3 separate regions of the Mus musculus genome follow, and regions 2 and 3 are each linked to region 1. Evidence: chromatin loops called from intact Hi-C (ENCODE). Cell type or tissue: heart. All regions are shown on one strand. Each heading gives the region's core, and the rest is flanking DNA. Links, peaks and the distances in the headings are about the cores only. Region 1 holds the start of Nr2c1 (nuclear receptor subfamily 2, group C, member 1). Region 2 holds the start of Metap2 (methionine aminopeptidase 2). Region 3 holds the start of Ndufa12 (NADH:ubiquinone oxidoreductase subunit A12).

The links. Peaks named below come from ENCODE experiments on the same cell type or tissue, not always from the same donor. Only the 100,000 strongest peaks of a DNase experiment are listed, where the experiment ranks them.
Region 2: it touches region 1 in a loop (2.4-fold over the local background); 2 of 42 quality-filtered maps call a loop at or near these places.
Region 3: a loop joins it to region 1, with 2.7 times the contacts of the local background. A loop is called at or near these places in 6 of 42 quality-filtered maps.

Annotation. Positions count from the first base shown.
Region 1 is chr10:94,145,321-94,151,371 of GRCm38, forward strand. It overlaps Nr2c1 (nuclear receptor subfamily 2, group C, member 1), which reads left to right and starts at 2,611. Exons shown (of 14, transcript NM_011629.3): 1 at 2,611-2,782. It overlaps Fgd6 (FYVE, RhoGEF and PH domain containing 6), which reads left to right. Exons shown (of 21, transcript NM_053072.3): 21 at 1-19. In heart, for the core only: a CTCF peak has its summit at 2,515; DNase peaks (open chromatin) are centred at 2,581 and 2,881; H3K4me3 peaks cover 1,900 bases; H3K27ac peaks cover 1,825 bases.
Region 2 is chr10:93,887,290-93,893,340 of GRCm38, forward strand. It overlaps Metap2 (methionine aminopeptidase 2), which reads right to left and starts at 3,913. Exons shown (of 12, transcript NM_019648.3): 1 at 3,808-3,913; 2 at 2,249-2,985. The coding sequence starts at 2,399. In heart, for the core only: no CTCF peak of the experiment used is centred there; a DNase peak (open chromatin) is centred at 2,522; H3K4me3 peaks cover 2,415 bases; H3K27ac peaks cover 2,414 bases.
Region 3 is chr10:94,196,604-94,202,654 of GRCm38, forward strand. Ndufa12 (NADH:ubiquinone oxidoreductase subunit A12) reads left to right here and starts at 2,432. Exons shown (of 4, transcript NM_025551.4): 1 at 2,432-2,527; 2 at 3,347-3,429. The coding sequence starts at 2,442. Nr2c1 (nuclear receptor subfamily 2, group C, member 1) reads left to right here. Exons shown (of 14, transcript NM_011629.3): 14 at 1-611. In heart, for the core only: a CTCF peak has its summit at 2,695; a DNase peak (open chromatin) is centred at 2,388; H3K4me3 peaks cover 2,056 bases; H3K27ac peaks cover 1,422 bases.

The DNA of each region.
Region 1 (6,051 bases), core at 1,311-3,810:
AAATGTACTGTAATATCTACTGCTGGTGTGAAGTCCTTTATTATAGAGGTTTTGGTTTGTACTGATTGTTGATACTGTGTAGTCCAAGGTGGCTGGCCTTCAGTGTTCACACTCTCTACATCAGCCTCCTTAGTAAATGGGACTGTAGGCATGTGCCACCCAGCCCCACTTTGACAAGGTCTTCTAAGCCATACCCTTTAGATGAACCTCACTGGCCCCCTTTTTCTAGACTGTGACCAAAAGAAACATGTCACCTAGAGCAATCCTCTAAAAGTGGCTTCTGTTTCCAGACTGGTTTATTCACATAGTTCCTTGTGAGACAGGGTCTTGCCCTGTTGTCCAGGCTCACCAAATATCCATAACAACCTTCCTGCCGTGGCCTCCCAAGTACCAGCACTGCAAGCGTGAGCCACTGCGTCCCAGTTTTAATAAAGTAACTTCTTGTGACTTAAGTCCATGAACTGGAGGTGAGTGGTAACCATGGTAACCACAGCATCCCTTTGGGCATGTGCACTGAGAACTGAGAAGAAAGAAAACATCTGGAGTACCCTTCTCCCTCGAATCCGGCGTACTTTCATCATGTTCACCTTTGAGACGAGCTTGAGGTTATTGGAAAGGCTGCATTATGGGCAAACCAAGCAATGCTAAAAGGTAGAGGTAGACTTTCAGAGAACTAAGCATGAAACAGTTCCCAATGGTAGGGAAGGTTGCAAGTCCTTTTTCTATGTCTAAATACTTAATTCCAAAGAGAAATAGTAATATTTTCTTAGAGGTGCAGTCCAGGCTAGCTTCAAACTGACTGAGCTCCGGTTCCTCCAGCCTTTCTTCTCAAGTGCTAAGATTATAGGCCCGAGGCTGTGGGGCCATAAGGGACAATTAATTATTCGACCTAGCACAAAAAGAGTTTTGATATCCCCCCCCCCAAAAAAATACCTTAGGTTTCTGCCCTGAATCTGGCTGCTTTTCTACAGTGTTTATCTTGATGCAAAGGAAGTTTCTAGATCACCACATAGTACCTGATGTACAGACCAGAGTTTCCTGCCACAGGTGACCTTTCGTTTTGCAGATCTTTATTGACCAGCAGGAACTGTTAACTATCTGGGGACACATCGTCTAGCAAAATGGACAAAAAAAACCCAGCCCTTAGGAACATAAGGTACACAGCAGTGATTGTGTTCTTGCTTTTGATAAAGACAGTCAAGTAAAATTTGACACGACTTTGCCTCAGCCTGTTCTCATATTGCTGGGAAGTTCTATGGGATTGGGCTCTAGGCAGACAGTGTTATCACTCTGCTCAGGCAGGGGGAAGTTTCCCCAAATCGTGATGTTACAGCTCTTCTGGAAAAGGTAGCCTGGCCACCATGAGCCAAGGAATACCACAGAGTCACATCCACACCACACAAGAAACCTCCCACGAGATTTGCTGGAAGGAAAAAAAAAAAAAACAGGAAAATGGCTGCCTCTTCAAGAAACTTCAGGGAACTGGGCAGAAAAATGGACTTTATATAGGGTTTCTTGGAGTGTGGGGTTTTCCAGGGTGGCCTGCGATGGGAGGATTATGTGGCTTGATCTTGGCCAAAGCTTTGAGGGTTGGTGGGATTCTGTGATCAGACTCTGGGACAAGGTCTTGGGCTTGGGTCAAGTCAGGGTCAGGGTGTTCTTTCCTGGGCCCTGTTATCCTACACAGACTCCTTAGCACTGGTGAACTAATCTAAGAGAGTGCCCACAACAAAGTCCAGTTTTCCAGACATTAAAGACACCTAACCCAGACCCATTCGGTTGTTTATTATTTCTCAAACCAAAACTTCCTTTAAGGGGCAAGAGAGATGGCTCAGCTGTTAAAGAGCATTGGCTGCTCTTGTAGAGGGCCCAGGTTCAATTCCGAGTACCTGCATGGCTACTCAAAACGATCTGTAAGTTCACATCTAGAGGATCTGATGGCCTCCACCTAGACTAGGTACACCTAGATGCATAGATGCAGGTAAAACGCCCGTATTAATGAAATTTAAAAACAAAACAAACCGCTACAGCACTGGAGAGGGAGGCAGGAGAATCACTAGTTAAAAGACTAGTCTGGGTTCTGACAGGCCAGGTCTCAAAAGACTTGTCTTTTTCTTTCCTTCCTTCTTTCTTTCTTCCTTCCTGCCTTCCTCCCTTCCTTTCAAGAGTTTTACTCTTAGTGTGTAGGGTGTTCGGCCTGCACATATGTTTGTGCACAGAAGAGGGCACCAAATCCAATGGAACTGAAGTTACAGAAGATGACCACAGACCAGGTGGGTGTTAGGAATCAAGCCAAGTTCTCTGGAGGAACCACAAGTCCTCTTAACCATTGAGCCATCTCTCCAGCCCTCGGTCGTCCTTGATTTCCAATTACGTGTGTTTGGGTATGTGCACTTGGGTGCGCGTGCCCGCGGAGGCCAGACACCAGAGTTGCAGGTATTGGAAGAACTTGATGCTATCTATCATCCTCACAGGGCATCGGGTGGACACGCAGCTGCGGCGGCGCTCTCCCTCCACACCTACAGGGGGCAATCGACTTCCAGAACCGCCGCTGGACTCCGGGGCCCTCGGCTTCGCCCAGGGAACGTCACCACCGCCGGCCGCTTCTCCACCGCGCTAATGCGCAGGCGCCAAGAGCACCACGCACCGCCAAGCCGAGGGTGGGGTCACGAACTCTGACCCCCACCCCCAAAACACAAACTCAGAAAGCTCCCCTGTCCCCTTGGCCTCGGGTCCCCTCGCCTCTGCTCTCTCCAGCCCAGCGGCCGCCGCGGCGGGAGGGGTAAGTCGGGTGCGGGGCGGCCCAACCGCCGAGCGTCGTGGCCCGAGCGCCCGTGTCCCTGAGTGTCCCAGCTCCCGGTTACCGGAGAGCCGGACATTAGCGGATTGCCCAAAGCCTTGGGAGGCCGGGCCGGGCCGGTGACCTTTCACCTAAAGGGAACGCTTCCGTCTCGGCGCCGCTTCCCCCGCCCCGGGGCTGCGCGCGTGGTGGGTGCAGGGCAGGGAGCTGCGGGGCGCAGGACCGGAGGGACCATGTACCCCGGGGCTACGGGATGACACCTCCTCCGGCTCAGGATTCTGCTTGCATGAGAGGACCAGCATCCGCTGTGGCTGTTTCTCTGAGGGAAGGTGGCCTAGGGCTATCTCATGCACTGGGCACATCAAAGCTTCCAGTAGCTCTTTTGTTAGGAGCACTGCCTGAGTTTCTGCAGACAACATCTCATGATGTGCAGATATTGCCAGGCTGTCCCCTACCCCTGAGTTAAGCAGGTCAGCCAAAGCTGGAAAGGACAAGCAAAAGAGACTTGAAGTTAAATCCGTTTAGGGCTTTTTTTTCCACCGCTTGGAAGTTGTTAGTGTGTCTTAGACTTCAAGGAAGGGGTTGTTCTTTGTTTTTAAAACAGTGTCTGCTTGTTTACCGGGTTGAGTAATTGTCTCTAAACTTTACGTGTCTACTTTGGTAAATTTGGAAAGAGATTATTGATCTGTTCTAATCAAACAGCAAACATGAAAAAGGAAATCGTTTGGGGAGGGTGTCTTGGGAGTTGTAGTTTGGTGGGACAGAAATGCAAGTACATTAGAGAAGATTCCAGGAAGGGAAGAAAAAGTGGGAGTTTATTGTGGACCATTTAACATTGAGAAAGAACAGAAAGCCTGGATGACCTGCAGGAAGGAGCCAGGCTGGTGACACATGCCTGTAATCCCAGTACTCAGGAGGCTAAAGCAAAGCAGGAAAGGTCACCTGGAGTTCTTGTGGAGACTGGCTTGGAAATCATGTATCCAAACCCCAGAAGATGTATAGAAGATAAAGGAAAGGTCTTACGTCCTTTGTATCAACATGGCCAGTAACCTTTTGGTGTGCATCTTGAACCTTTGGATACAGTGTAAGTTTTCCAATTGCAATCATTCCAAAGACCTATTAGTCTAAGGGTGGCAGTAACCACAATTCCCGTTTCCAAGTTAGACCTTCTGTACAGTTCTAGCCTGTAGGACACCCTTTATAGCCTCCTAACTCTGGTTTCAAAGGTCGTTTTAATGTTGCTTCTATTGTCATTAAAGAAGATACTTGATGCTTGTATCCATTACAAACTAAACATATGGTGACAATAAATTTAACCAATTTCATGATTTCATCATTCTGTGTAACGCTTTCAAGGTGAAAGGTTTTCAAGGGGACCATACAAGGCAGCAAAGCCTAAATATCTTCTGAGGGTGTGGTGAAGTGTGTAATTCCTATCCCGGTGATAGCAAAGACCAACCTCATACAAAAAGTAGCACTATAAGATCCTCTGTGCACAGGCACGCGCACACACACACACACACACGTACCCTTTCAAAACCATCTCCAGAAAAATGGACCTCTGTTTGAAAGTTTTAAGAGTTAATCGAAACCATAGACGTCTGTCCTTAAATCCCAGTTAACTCTTCCTGTACACTGTATACAGCGGATCATCCAGAAATAGTGGGTAGAATGGAATTTGAGCTGGGTCTCAGAGGTCAGGCACAAGTGTGGTAGGAAATGGTATATGCTACAGAAGCACCGTTTGTGTTTTGTGTGATAAACTGCTAATAGTTTACCCCTGGGATTCCTAAGTGGGGAATTCCTTGGACTGACTGTATGCTTGGTAAACCTTGATATTTAACATATAGCATTGAGGTATAAAAGAATATGAACTTGTGACTTTCTGGGGAGGGTAATCTCCACCAGGTTTAATGATTTCTGGGTATGGGTGTTTTGCCTGTGTGTATATCTGTGTACCACAAGGGTACTGTGCTCTCCGGGGCCAGAGGAGGGTTTCAGATCCTCTGGAACTAGAGATACAGGGGGTAGAGAGCCAACATATGGGTGGAGGAATGGAATTTAGGTTCTTAACCCTTGAACCATCTTTCCTGCCTAAGGAGGTCATTTTCAATTATAAAGTCATCTCTACTGTAAACATCTCCAAAGAACCAGTTTTTGCCCTGCTTTTCCATGTTAGCTATTTTAATAAGACTTTCAATTTTATCTTTTAACATAAATATATTCCAGTCACTTCCTCGAAGCAACATGTTTACATCATTGAATATTTCAAAAACTATCTGACAAGTAACAGTTTTGAGTGCCATAAATCATTATTTAAAAAAAAAAAACAAAAAACCCAAAATCAAAACTAACCAAATCGGGTTTCTGTTCCACCAAGATCTTTCGCAACCTTCCAACTTGAGTGTCCTGCGAGCCACCTCTGCATGCTGAGGGGCTCTGTAAGCTGAGTCTGTTTGCCGGGGTAGGGAAACAGAGCGAAGAGAATGGCTTTTTGATGAACAGTCCTGCCAAACACAACTGCCTTGAGACTTTCTGGCCACGGGTGCCTCCTGATGGATCACTGAGTGAAAGGACATTTGTTTCTGCAAACTTTGAATTCTGTCACAGGCCAACATCCTCTCGTACAATTTCTGCATCAACATCTATGCAGAATCTTAAGGAGACCTTTTAGCTGTGAGTCTCCATTTGTTAAAAAAAAACAAAACAAAATCCACTGATGTTAAGGTTAATATCTTCCCAGCTTGTGTTCCCTCCCCACTGGGCAACAAAGCAGTTTTTCAGATATGCTTCCTTCCTTCCTATACACATATCTCAAAGCAACAACGGTACTGCAATAGGAATACTAGTTGTGGCATCTCCATGAATTACTTCCCTTAAACCTGCTGAGAAAGTGATGGGACTGGTCGCATTAGTTCTGGAGATTCTGTCGGAGGGAGCGCCCTTTAATAAAGAAACCTGAAGAATTCCATCACCAGCCTGGTTCTTTTAGCGGGGGTTATTAACTCCCCTCTCCCATGAGCCACTGCTAACATTTTAATGGTAACACACATACCCCCTGTATGCACACACGCGCACAGGTTTTGCAATTAAATGGGAATCTTTGTAGAATACAAACAAATAAATGCTTTTCCCTGCCGGTACCGACTGTCCAGGCTTTGTCGCCCCTTATGTTGGACAGTCGTAAGAATATTTAAGAAATATTCTTTTTGTGTGTTGCATACTTTTTATTATGGTGCCAATTCAGCTGC
Region 2 (6,051 bases), core at 1,164-3,663, 260 kb before region 1:
GAATTCTCCATTATATATGATAGCCCCTACAGGATAAACAGAAATGTAAGTTGATCCCTACCCTAAGCAATTTAACCTTAAAGAAGTTTTAAAAATTAGATGACAACAGATATTTTTATTTATTTATTTACTTATTTTTGGTTTTTCAAAACAGGGTTTCTCTATGCAGTCCTGGCTGTCCTGGAACTCACTCTGTAGTTGAGGCTGGCCTTGAACTCAGAAATTCGCCTGCCAGCCGGGCGTGGTGGCACACACCTTTAATCCCAGCACTCGGGAGGCAGAGGCAGGTGGATTTCTGAGTTCGAGGCCGGCCTGGTCTACAGAGTGAGTTCCAGGACAGCCAGGGCTACACAGAGAAACCCTGTCTCAAAAAAAAAGAAAAGAAAAAAAGAAATTCGCCTGCCTCTGCCTCCCAAGTGCTGGGATTAAAGATGTGCGCCACCACTGCCCAGCGACAACAAAATATGTATTGTGATTACTATACATATATACAAAATAGGCACTACAAGCTGAAGGCCATAGGAAGAAGAGATTACACACCAGCTGAACAACAACAACAATGACAACAACAAATCTAGATAGGGAAAGATAATCCATTACTAAAATGCAACATTGTAAATATCTAAACCACCCATCTGTTTGTTTGTTTGTTTGTTTGTTTTTCCGAGACAGGGTTTCTCTGTATAGTCCTGGCTGTCCTGGAACTCACTTTGTAGACCTGGCTGGCCTCGAACTCAGAAATCCGCCTGCCTCTGCCTCCCGAGTGCTGGGACTAAAGGCGTGCGCCACCACACCCAGCTAAGCCACCCATCTGTAGGAGCAGTATGCCCACACAGATAAATATATTAAATATACTCCAGCACATGCTGGCTACTAAAGAAGATTCCCACTGAGAAACAACTTAAAAATATTAAGAATAGGCCAGTGGATCTCTGTGAATTGGAAGCCAGCCCCCCCTCCCCACCCCCTGGCCCCACAGCCAAGGACGCATAGTAAAACCCTGTTCCAAAGAACTAAAACTGCCAGATAGAGTGCTGCACAACTTTGATGCTGTACTCTGGAGACACAGACAGGAGAATCTCTTAGTTCATAAGGCTAGCATGGTCTACTGAGAATCCCAACCACCACAGAGGAAGCCCTGTTTCAAAAACAAACAAACTAACAAACAAACCTATAAACCAATTGTCTGTTGCTCACCTTCAAGGGCAAACTGCAGAGTTCAGAATGTACTGCAAGCCCACCGAGCCACAACAGAATGCCCCTAGATTAAATTCTGCTCTAGGGAAGGCCTACAAAGATACGCCGACTCTTGCTTTTCACTCCCATCTAACCACCAAAATTCTTAAGTAGGCAGAAAAGTTCACACCACTTTCTCTTAATTCCAACTCCATTTTTCTCTCATCCTTTATCTGATGACCCTTAAATACAAAAAAAAAAAAAAAAGAAAAAACCAAACCCTGAGGTGGTTGTGAAACAAAAACGTCTCAAGATAAGACATGTTCCTGGTTAACGTGGTCCAACTGTAAACATGCGGCTGTGTCCTCGCCTTACCCACGGAACTAGGTTATTACTAGCTGGGGAAAATCCATTCATAATCGCAGACTACGCTGGCTGCACCGCATGCCAAGTGGCATCAAAATTCAGGCCTGCAAACCCTAAAGGTTGAGCATGCTGTGAGATTTTTGCACCACCACCCAACGGTCAGTGACAGGAGCTGTCTGTAAGGACAGAGACTCAGAGACGAACCCCCCCTAATCTGCAATCCAAAACTGAAGCCCTAGTATGCATGCGAATGACACAAGGGGAGGACGTACCGTCCCGGCAATCTGCTCCAATACCCAACCCCCAACCCTGGACCAAAATAGGTAGGTCCAGCAACCAGGCCGCAACTAGGGTCGGAAGGGATTCCGAGGCGGTGTCCAAAACCCGCGCCGAAGATGGTGGAGCTGAATCCTGTGCATGTTTCAGGTCCGTGCCACTGTCTGCGTGGGAGCTGAAATCGCGCCCCGGAGACCCTCGCTAGCGCTACCATTCGGGAAGCGGAGGCGCTCTCATCCCCTACACCCTCCCACCATTACCGAGGAGCCGTGGCACGGAAAGCTGGCCATGCCAGCCACTCCGCCAGGCCTGACGATTGAACGAGGGCCAGGGCTCCCTCCCGGTTCCCATCCCCCGGGCACCCCTGGCGGGCCTGAGCCAAGTCATTCGGCCATGCCGGGCAGGGACGGCGAAAGCACGACTCCTTTACCTGACACAGCCCCTTTGCCCTTCTTCTTCTTCCGTCTTTTCTTCTTGGCGGCTTCCTCGGCCGTGCTGGAGGTTCCCTCTTCCCTGTCGTCTGGATCCAGGTCGCCATTCAGGTGGCCCCCGAAGGACGCTGCCTGCTCCACGCCCGCCATGTTGCCCGAGAAAGAGAGAGGGAGAGAGAGAGAGAGAGAGGGAGCGAGAACGAGCGGCGAGGGCCCGCTCCTTCTTCACCCACCTCCACCAGCGACGCCGGAAGCCGCGCTCGATGGTCCGGACGCAGGGAATGCTGGGACGGCGGAGGACTCTGCAGCACGCGGTCTAAGTGCCCGCCCCCTCTCCTGGCTCAGCGCTTACTCTGACCCTAAGCTTCTGCACCCCCTGTGCGCATCTTCCCAGCCTGGGAAAAAGCAGGGGGGCTTCGCTCCAGAGTGCGCAGGAGATGCCACTAACACGAGGAATTTAGTGTTCCCTATTTAAAAAAAAAAATCCTACAGGCAGTGATGAGAGAGGGTTAAAATAATGTATTTATCACACACATTCTTGATGACTCAAAGACCGCGTTAAACTCACTGTCACAGCTCGCGGGGAAGCTGTCGAGAAGCGTGGGATAATTTTGGAAGCCGGAATTCCGCGTTTCGTATGCTGCACTCCAAACCTCCGATGGTTCAAGATAGGATCATCGCTTGGAGGCGGTTAATCCGTTTAATCCCAGCACTCCGCAGAGAAGCGGGAGAATCTCTGTAAATGCGAGGCCAATATGGTCTGCAGAGTGAGTTTCCAGGATTATTTAGAGACCCCGTCTCAAAATAAAAGGACACTACGTTCTCACGCGTCTCTTATTTTGAGACAAGTGCAGGTTCTGACCAATGGGAACAGGCCTTCCTCAATAATGCCAAAACACACACTCTTCTTAGTTTTCAGTCAGTTCTTCACTTTTAGATGCTTCAACAAAGTATGCTTGAATTCTGCCCATGTCTTTTCCCCTAGTGCTTCATCAGAGTCCCTTATTCAGATTGCAATTTTCTTTTCTTTTTAGACCATTGCCAAAGTAGATGGTGAGTAGCTATCTGGATAAACCAAGGAGTTATCATCAGTAAGGATCTTTGCCCAGCTAGAGAGTTCTGGTGTTTTCATTAGTTTTAAACTAGGTACCAAATTTCATTGATGTCAGAATAGCTTCGAAGGTTCTCTTTGTTAGCGGTTTCACTTTATACAGGCCTGACCACAGCTACATAAAATGGGGCCTGGGAGTGTGTAGCTCAGCGGTTGAGCACTTGTTCTAATGCTAAAGACCCTACATTAATCCCCAGCACTATAAAAACAGAAGCAAAGCCTAGTGGTGGTGCACACCTTTACTGAAAAAAGGGATCTTTAGGTCTGATGGTCTCTGTTCTAAAGGTAGAACGAAGATGGCAGAAGCTAGAGGTCATAGAGAAGTAGTAAGCTACTGCTGGTATCAATACCGATGAAAGTGTAGGCAAAGGCTATAACTGGGGACCAGGGACAAGAGGCTTGAAGACAGAAATATTTCTGAAGTATAATTAAGAGAATATAACTGACCTTGATCTTGGAGGCGGGGGAGAAGGTAAGAATGGCACCCAGGTTTCTGGCCCAGGAGGCTGTGGATGAGGTGGAGTCAAAGATAAACTGCCTACATCCAAAGGTTGAGATCCCTGCAGGGCATGCAGACAAAGATACCCAGTCATCCTGAGGAATGTTTACTAGAGATAGGGATGCTAGCAGCATTGGGCCCAAGTGTGGCAGAAGGCTTGAAAGTTCAGTGACCAAAGTACAAAGAAAACCAAGAGGACACTGGTGTTTGCAAGTTTGGGGGTTTGATTTGGGGGTGGGTATTGGAGATTCTGTCAAGGAGCACTGACTGCTCTTCTGAAGGTCCTGAGTTCAAATCCCAGCAAACACATAGCTTACAACCATCCATAATGAGATCTGATGCCCTCTTCTGGTGTGTCTGAAAACAGCTACACTAAACTTACATATAATAAATAGATTAATCTTTAAAAAAAACCTACTACAGAAAGGGTAGACGGCACAGTCTCAAAAGACGCTGTTGGTTTCTGGTCTTAGGAAGCCACTGATGCTTTAATAGGACAACTTTGTTAGGAGATACTAACAAAAGATATTAAAAAGAAATTGGAGTGCACTAAGGATCTGCTTTGAGGATGAAGAATCCCAAACCCATTCCACTAGGGAATTGTAATCCTCTCCTTAGGGTTCTGGAAAGGACTTTTCTTGAAATTAAACATATTTTCCTTGCCCTCTATAATATTTTTCCTATATTTTTTTGGCGGGGGAGGGGAGAGACAGTGGGAGTGTTTCAAGACAGCCCTGGCTGTCCTAGAACTCTCTCTGTAGACTAATAGCCTCAAACTCAAATATCTGCCTGCCTCTGCCTCCCAAGTGTTGGGATTAAAGGCAAGTACCACCACCAACAACTATTTTCTTTATCTTTACTGTATCTCATGACATCTCAAATTAGCTTTTATTTTACAATGTGTTATTAGCTTCTCTTTGCAACTGCAAGAGTAGTAAAATTCTTCTAACTCAGGATAGTCCCCTCAGATTTTGTCTTAATAGACTTTCTTCTTATCTTGTAACAAAGTTGTTCTTGTAAAAGCATACACTTAGTAGTGGAATTCTTCACCTTCCTCATGGTCTCTGTCTAGAGACTACAAACTAGACACGAGCTAGAGACATCCAGGAAGAGGAAACTTCAACTGAGAGCATGCATCCATCAGATTGGCCTGTAGGGAAGTCTACAGGCACATTGTCTTGATTAAATGATTAATGTGGAAGGGCCCAACCCACTGTAGGCAATTCTATCCCTTAACCAGGTGTTTCTGGTTGGTGGTATAAGAAAGGAAGCTGGGTAAAGTGTGATGGTTTGTGTACACTTGGCCCAGGGAGTGGCACAATTAGGTGTGGGTGGCCTTGTTGGAGTAGGTATGTCTGTGAGTGTGGGCTCTTTTCTTTTCTTTTCTTCTCTTTCCTCTTTTCTTTTTTTTTTTTTTTTTGTTTTTTGTTTCTTGTTTTTTGTTTTTTTTGTTTTGTTTTGTTTGGTTTGGTTTGGTTTGGTTTGGTTTTTTTGAGACAGGGTTGCTCTGCGTATCCCTGGCTGTCCTGGAACTCACTCTGTAGACCAGGCTGGCCTCGAATGGGTGTGGGCTTTAAGGCCCTCACTCTATCTGCCTGTATTCTGCTAGCAGCCTTCAGATAAAGATGTAGAATTCTCAGGTCTTCCTGAACCATGCCTGCCTGACTGTTGCCATGTTCTGGCCTTGATGATAGTGGACTGAACCTCTGAACCTGCAAGCCAGCCCCAAATAAATGTTGTCTTTATAAGAGTTGCCTTGGGGGCTGGCGAGATGGCTCAGCCGGTAAGAGCACTGACTGCTCTTCCAAAAGTCCTGAGTTCAAATTCCAGCAACCACATGGTGGCTCACAACCACCCATAATGAGCTCTAACACCCTCTTCTGGTGCGCCTGAAGACAGCTACAGTGTACTTACATATAATAAATAAATCTTTAAAAAAAAAAAAAAGAGTTGCCTTGGTCATGGTGTCTGTTCACAGCAATAAACACATATGAGACAAAAGGCATGAACAGCAAGCCAATAAGCAATGCTCTTGCAGGGTTTCTGCTTCAGCTCCTGCCTCTGAGTGCTTGTCTTTGACATCCTTTGATGATGGACTCTGACATGTGAGTCAAATAAACCCTTACCTTCCCAAGCTGTTTTGGGTCATGATGTTTTAACCACAGCAATGGAAAGCAAATTAGCCTTCTATG
Region 3 (6,051 bases), core at 1,336-3,835, 51 kb after region 1:
TTGTTTTCTTGAGACAGGATCTTGCTACCCAGCCCAAGCTGAACTCAAGTTTGCCGTTATCTTCCTGCCTCCCACTCCCCGTTGCTGGGATTATAGACATGCACCACACGCTGGTATTTATTTTTCAAACACAGAGATTTTATTGCAGTTAGATTACATTCTTTATTATTAATAAAAAGTTTTGCTGAATTTTTCTATGGGGGGTGGTGGATTTTACTACTAACAGTAGTAACAAAAAGTTTAAAAGTGTAGTCTTGCAAATGTTACCAACTTACTAGGAGGGCTTTATTTCCTGTTTCATCCTGTCAACAGTTCTATTTATAAGAAGCTGCCAGGGAATAGTGCATAGAGCATAAAATGCTCACGCAGAAAGTCTCAGTAGGGCATGTGTAACCTGCATCCCAGCACATCTGTAGATGACGATGTCATATCACAGTGTCAAAATGTTGGCTCCTTTGATACCTTTATCATCTCAAGATAATAAGCCAAGGATTCACCAAAAAAAAAAAAGTGTCCTAATGGTTATTTCTTTGAGATATTTTTCCTGATGAAATTTGTAGTTACATTGGGAAGTCTTTTTAAAACTGTATTAAAATGTGACTTGCATTACAAATTTCTGTATCCTGTCAATGTATTTTATTTCAATGACCTATTTATTTGGTGATTGGATGCCCTCTGCGTCATAGGGCATCCCAGTGGGAGAGCTTGTGCTTAGGTTAGCATTTACAAGGCCCTAGGTTCAGTCTCCAGCAGTAGAAGGGAGAAAAATCATATAAGCATTTTAAGAACAAAAATAATGGCAAGATGGCTTAGAGGGTCAGAGCACTTTCTGTGGAAATGCAGCTATCTGAGTTCAGTCTCTTTCCTTTGTGCTCCCCACACACACATGGAGTTTAAGATTATATAAACAAAGAAAACCTGCATCGATTTGAATAAGTACATAAAGCATAGAGAATATGATTTAACTAGTTTACTGTTACATCTGTGTAACAGTACATTTACATGTACATATACATATAAAATGTAGTCAAGAAGCAAGAGCATCAAGTCTAGGTAATAGTTGGGAAGGGAGGAGGAAGGTGCAAACGGGGAAGGATATAGAAGGGGCTTCAAAACTATTGGCAGTATGTCAAGCATCAAGGTTTTGCGGTTAGCCACCCCAAACCTACCAGTTAGAAGTGTGCATTTTCACATGAATGTATAATACAGACAGAGGTGGTCAGGGACAACCTATCTCCATTCAGTCAGAACAGGGGTCTGGCAGAAATCATGGGTTTAAATCTCTGTAGTCACTGAGTATTAGTGGCTGTTAGCTGGGACTTGCAGTGGGACAGAATCTGGGCATGGCCAGAGTCTCTCTGTTCTGCTCCTTACTGCCTACTGGCTGTGTTCTAAGGGAAAGAGCTGGAGGCCAATTTGCCTTCTATCCTGCTATCAGAAGTCTCCTGTGACTCCCCTGCATTCTAGTCATCAAAAAACATACATATTGTGAGGAATATGTAAAGACACACAGGGCTTGGAAACAATATGCAAATAACGCAAAATATTTTTAAAATGAAATTAAGAATATTAGCTGCTCTTGCCAAGGACCTGGGTTTGATCTTAGCCTACCTTGCAAGCGTGAGAAAAGAAGTTACAGCTCAGAGCCCATGTAGAAAATTCGGGTATGGTGGCACCTTTGTAGACTCAGTTCCAGGGATGTGGAGGCAGGTGTATTCCCGAGGTTCGCAATCTGGCCAGCCTTGTCGACTTGACACTTAACTATTTTTAATCTTTAATTTTATTAATCCTAGTTTCTTCTTTCTTTTCTTTTCTTTTTCTTTTTTATGGCTAGGGGTTTGCCAGTATTGTTTATTTATTTTATTATTTTGTAAAGCACTAACTCTGTGATGAAGTCTACCTAGTGTCTGTGCTTACACCTTGCAACAATAAAATAACAAATCCTTCAGGTATTTTACTTAATCTTATTCTTTGCAATTCTTCATCACTCATCTACCAGCATACCGACGCTTAATGAATTCAAAATCATACGCACTCTGTATTAAATGTACAATACCGCTGTGGGGTCAGTAATGCATTTCTTAGCTTCTAGTGCTATAAGGAATTTTTGGAATGTGCGTCATCGTTGTCTGGAGGAAGAAACTTATTTCGACAGGAGAAACTCCCATCTGGGAAAGCTTTGCTTGGCGTACTTCTCCCCGCAGGGTCGCTTTCTGGGTACAGCCTCCGAAAACATTAATTTCACCTTTAGGAAGACACCAACCTGTACTGTAAAACCCCAGATAATCCTCCCTGCGCGACCTCCAGCTCTGCGCCTGCGTAGAACGACCTCCGCGGCCGGTTGACGAGCAGGAACCTCCAAACGGTGGCGCCTTGAGTATCTCGTCTTCCGCCCGGCGGGTTTTACCCGAACACGGAAGGGGCGGACCATGCAGATGAGAATGGAGCTGGTGGAGGTCCTGAAGCGCGGCGTGCAGCAGGTCACCGGCCACGGCGGCCTGCGGGGCCTCCTACGGGTTTTCTTCAGGTAGGAGGCCAGGGCTAGACCCTGGGTCTCTGGGGACGCACCTCCGCTGGCTGCTTTCCTGGAAAGGAGCTCAGATTAGATCACTTTGGAGGTCCAGGGATCCGGTCAAGGACAAGTTCAGTCCCAAGAGTTGAGTTCCTTGGACTGAGACGTCTCTGGGCCCTACTCAGCCCCTAGTGGCGGAGCTGTGACGCAGGTGCTAGGGTAGCCGGGATGCTCCGGGCTCGAGTCCTGGGGTGTAATGAGGCTTAGCATAGCAACCCCTCTACCCCTCACGGTGACCTTGGGCAAGTTTTCCTCTGCACTGTGTACAGTAAGAAGTTGAAGGTGGCGATCATGCTAGTCCCGATTAGCCCCATAAATCGCAGCAAATCCGGAGGACCAGTGAATAATCCAGGGGACACTCGTAATACGAAGATGATGAAGTACTTTGACTGCCTGAAGGTTTTGCTAACTTAGTGTCTCAGGGTGCACGTATCTACATACGTGGACCGTAGCTGGAAAGTAGTGTTTTATATGCAATCTAAGCACATCAGTTGTTTGGTTGATTACCCCCCCCACACACACACACCTGTCTGCATGCTGCTGGGACAACACAGGAGACTCCAGAGCTCTTTGCCAGAAAGTTAATTCGTGAGCGTTGAGTGGCAAGAGCCTTCGGCTGAAGGCTAGAGGTGTACAAGCAGCGAGCATCCCCCGTAGCATCTCGTTCTTGTGTCGATGCAGAAACAGTCGGTGGTACGGTCTGTTTCTGGGTTTGTCTTGAACAGTGTGAATCATTCTGAGATGCCTTTTTTTTCCTCTGTGTACTTCTTAAAGGGCAAATGATATAAGGATTGGTACACTGGTGGGAGAAGACAAATATGGAAATAAATACTACGAAGACAACAAGCAATTTTTTGGTGAGTGCAGTATTTTCTTTTTCTTTTATTTTTTTAAGATTTATTTTATTATTATATGTAAGTACACTGTAGCTGTCTTCAGACACCCCTGAAGAGGGTGTCAGATCTTGTTACAAATGGTTGTGAGCCACCATGTGGTTGCTGGGGTTTGAACTCAGGACCTCTGGAAGAGCAGTCGGTGCTCTTAACCGCTGAGCCATCTCTCCAGCCCAGTATTTATAGATTTTGTGTGTGTGTGTGTGTGTGTGTGTGTGTGTGTGTGTGTGTGTGTGTGTGTATAAATGGATGGGGTTAGGATTCAGAGTCTAGTTTTGACATCATGCATGAACAGATACTAAGTGACTTGGAACGGAAAACTCAATAGGAAATTTAAAACGTGGGCAGAGGGGATGGCTCAGCCAGTTTGGGCACCTGCCACCATACATAGTGACCTGAAGTACACCCTTCAACGACCCCAGACCTCATCTTTCAGGTGAAGAAGCCAAGCCATCTATCACCTCATACTATTCTGTAGAGGTGTGTAAGCCAGACTTATGTGGCTGCAAGTTGGTGCCCCAGACGTTTGCATCTTATTCTGTAACATTTTCTTTTTTTTTTTTTTTTTTTTTTTTTTTTTTTTTTTTTTTTTGAGACAGGGTTTCTCTGTGTAGCCCTGGCTGTCCTGGAACTCACTCTGTAGACCAGGCTGGCCTCGAACTCAGAAATCCGCCTGCCTCTGCCTCCCAAGTGCTGGGACTAAAGGCGTGCACCACCACCGCCCGGCCAACCATAACATTTTAAACACAAACCACAGAACTTTAAGCTTTGGTCAGATTTTAAGTAATCTGAGCTGGAGCATCGTGGCTCCTGTGGTCCAAGTACTCTGAAGGCAGGGGCAAGAGAATTGCCAAAGGTCTGAGGCTAGCCAGGATAGCCTGGACTGCATAGAAACCCTATCAAACAAAACCCCAAAAACAGGTTTTCATAGATGACGCAGCCAAACCTTGAGGAAATGTCTTCGCCAAAGAGACTTGATCATATGACAGAAATGGCAACAGAGCCCCAGGGAGATATTCTTTCTACTCAGTATTTTGTTGTTAGGAATTAAAGTAACTTTCCTTCTCCCTCTTCTTTCTTCTCGTCTCACACTAAAATATAAGTACCTTTATTTTTGCTAATTGTTAGAATGATAGGTAGTATTGAAAATATTAAAATTTGTCATATAAAATAAAGAGTGAAAGCTGAGGTGAGAATATCAAGTGGTTCGGTGACCGGGAACTGTCCTTGTCGGCCCTAGGTTCAGGGATAAAAAGAAAAGGAGAGAACGTAGGAAGCGCCTTCTGTTGTGACTTTATTATTATTTTCTTTCTAGAAGGTTTTAATCACATGTACTTAAATGTGTTTTCATGCGTGGCTGTTTGAGTGCCGGGGTGCACGTGTGTCAGAGAACAACATGTGGGAGTCAGTTCTCTCCTTCCATAGTATAGGATGCAGGGATTGAACTCAGGCCCTCACACTTAGCCACAAGCCCCTTTACCTGCGGCCATCTCACTGGCCCCTGTAATTTTACTTGTATTTTAATACTGCGACTTATGCATGTTTTAAAGGCTTGAATGAGGGCCAGAGAGACAACTCTGTGATTAAGAGCTCTGGCTGCTCTTGCAGAGCCTTGGGTTCAGTTCATAGCACCCACCTGGCAGCTCACAGCTCTCTGGAACTCCAGTTCCAGGGGAATCTGATGCCTTCTTCTGGCCTCCACGGGTACCAGGCACACATGGGGTGCACATACGTACATACGTACTCAGGCAAAACACATACAATTTTTAAAAAGAATTTTTAAAAAATAAATACATAGTCTAAAAACAAATTCCTAGAAGTGGAGTTGCCAAGTGTGAACATGAACTTTCAACATAAAAATTATCTATTTATTTTATTTATATAATATTAATTACTTTATTTTATGGGTTTTGCCTGTGTGTATGTCCATGTGCCACATGCCTGCCTGCTGTCCATGGAGACATCAGGTCTCCTTGAATTGAAATTGCAAATGACTTGTGTATAACTGACCTGTTGGATTGCAGTTCATGTTTAGTTATCCATTCTTCTGCTTTTCTGTGATATGTGTTTTCTGTGCCACTCAGTCTGCTCTGGAATTCAGCTGTCCTGTCAATGGGTCTATGAGCTTTTGGGGTGTATGTGTGTGTATTTGTATACTATATTGGAGGTATGTGTGTATGTAGTATATGCTATGTATAGTATGTGTGTGTACTACGTTGGGTACATGTTTGTGTTTAATATGTGATGTGTATGTAGTATGTGCTATGTGTAGTATGTGTGTACAATATTGGTATATGTGTGTAATATGTGATCTGTGTAGTGTACGTGTACACAATGTTGAGTGTATATGTGTAGTATGGTGTGTGTGTGTGTGTGTGTGTGTGTGTGTGTGTGTGTGTGTGTGTTTGTAGTATGTGGACTGTGTGGGTGTGTAGGCCAGAGGACAACCTTGGGTATTGTGTCTCAGGTCCCATTCACCTTTTTTCCTTCCACTGGCCTGGAATTCACCAAGTAGGCTGGGCTGGCCCAGCCAGTTTGCCCTAGGGATCCACCTGCCTCTGCCTGAGTTGGTGTTACCCACTGCCA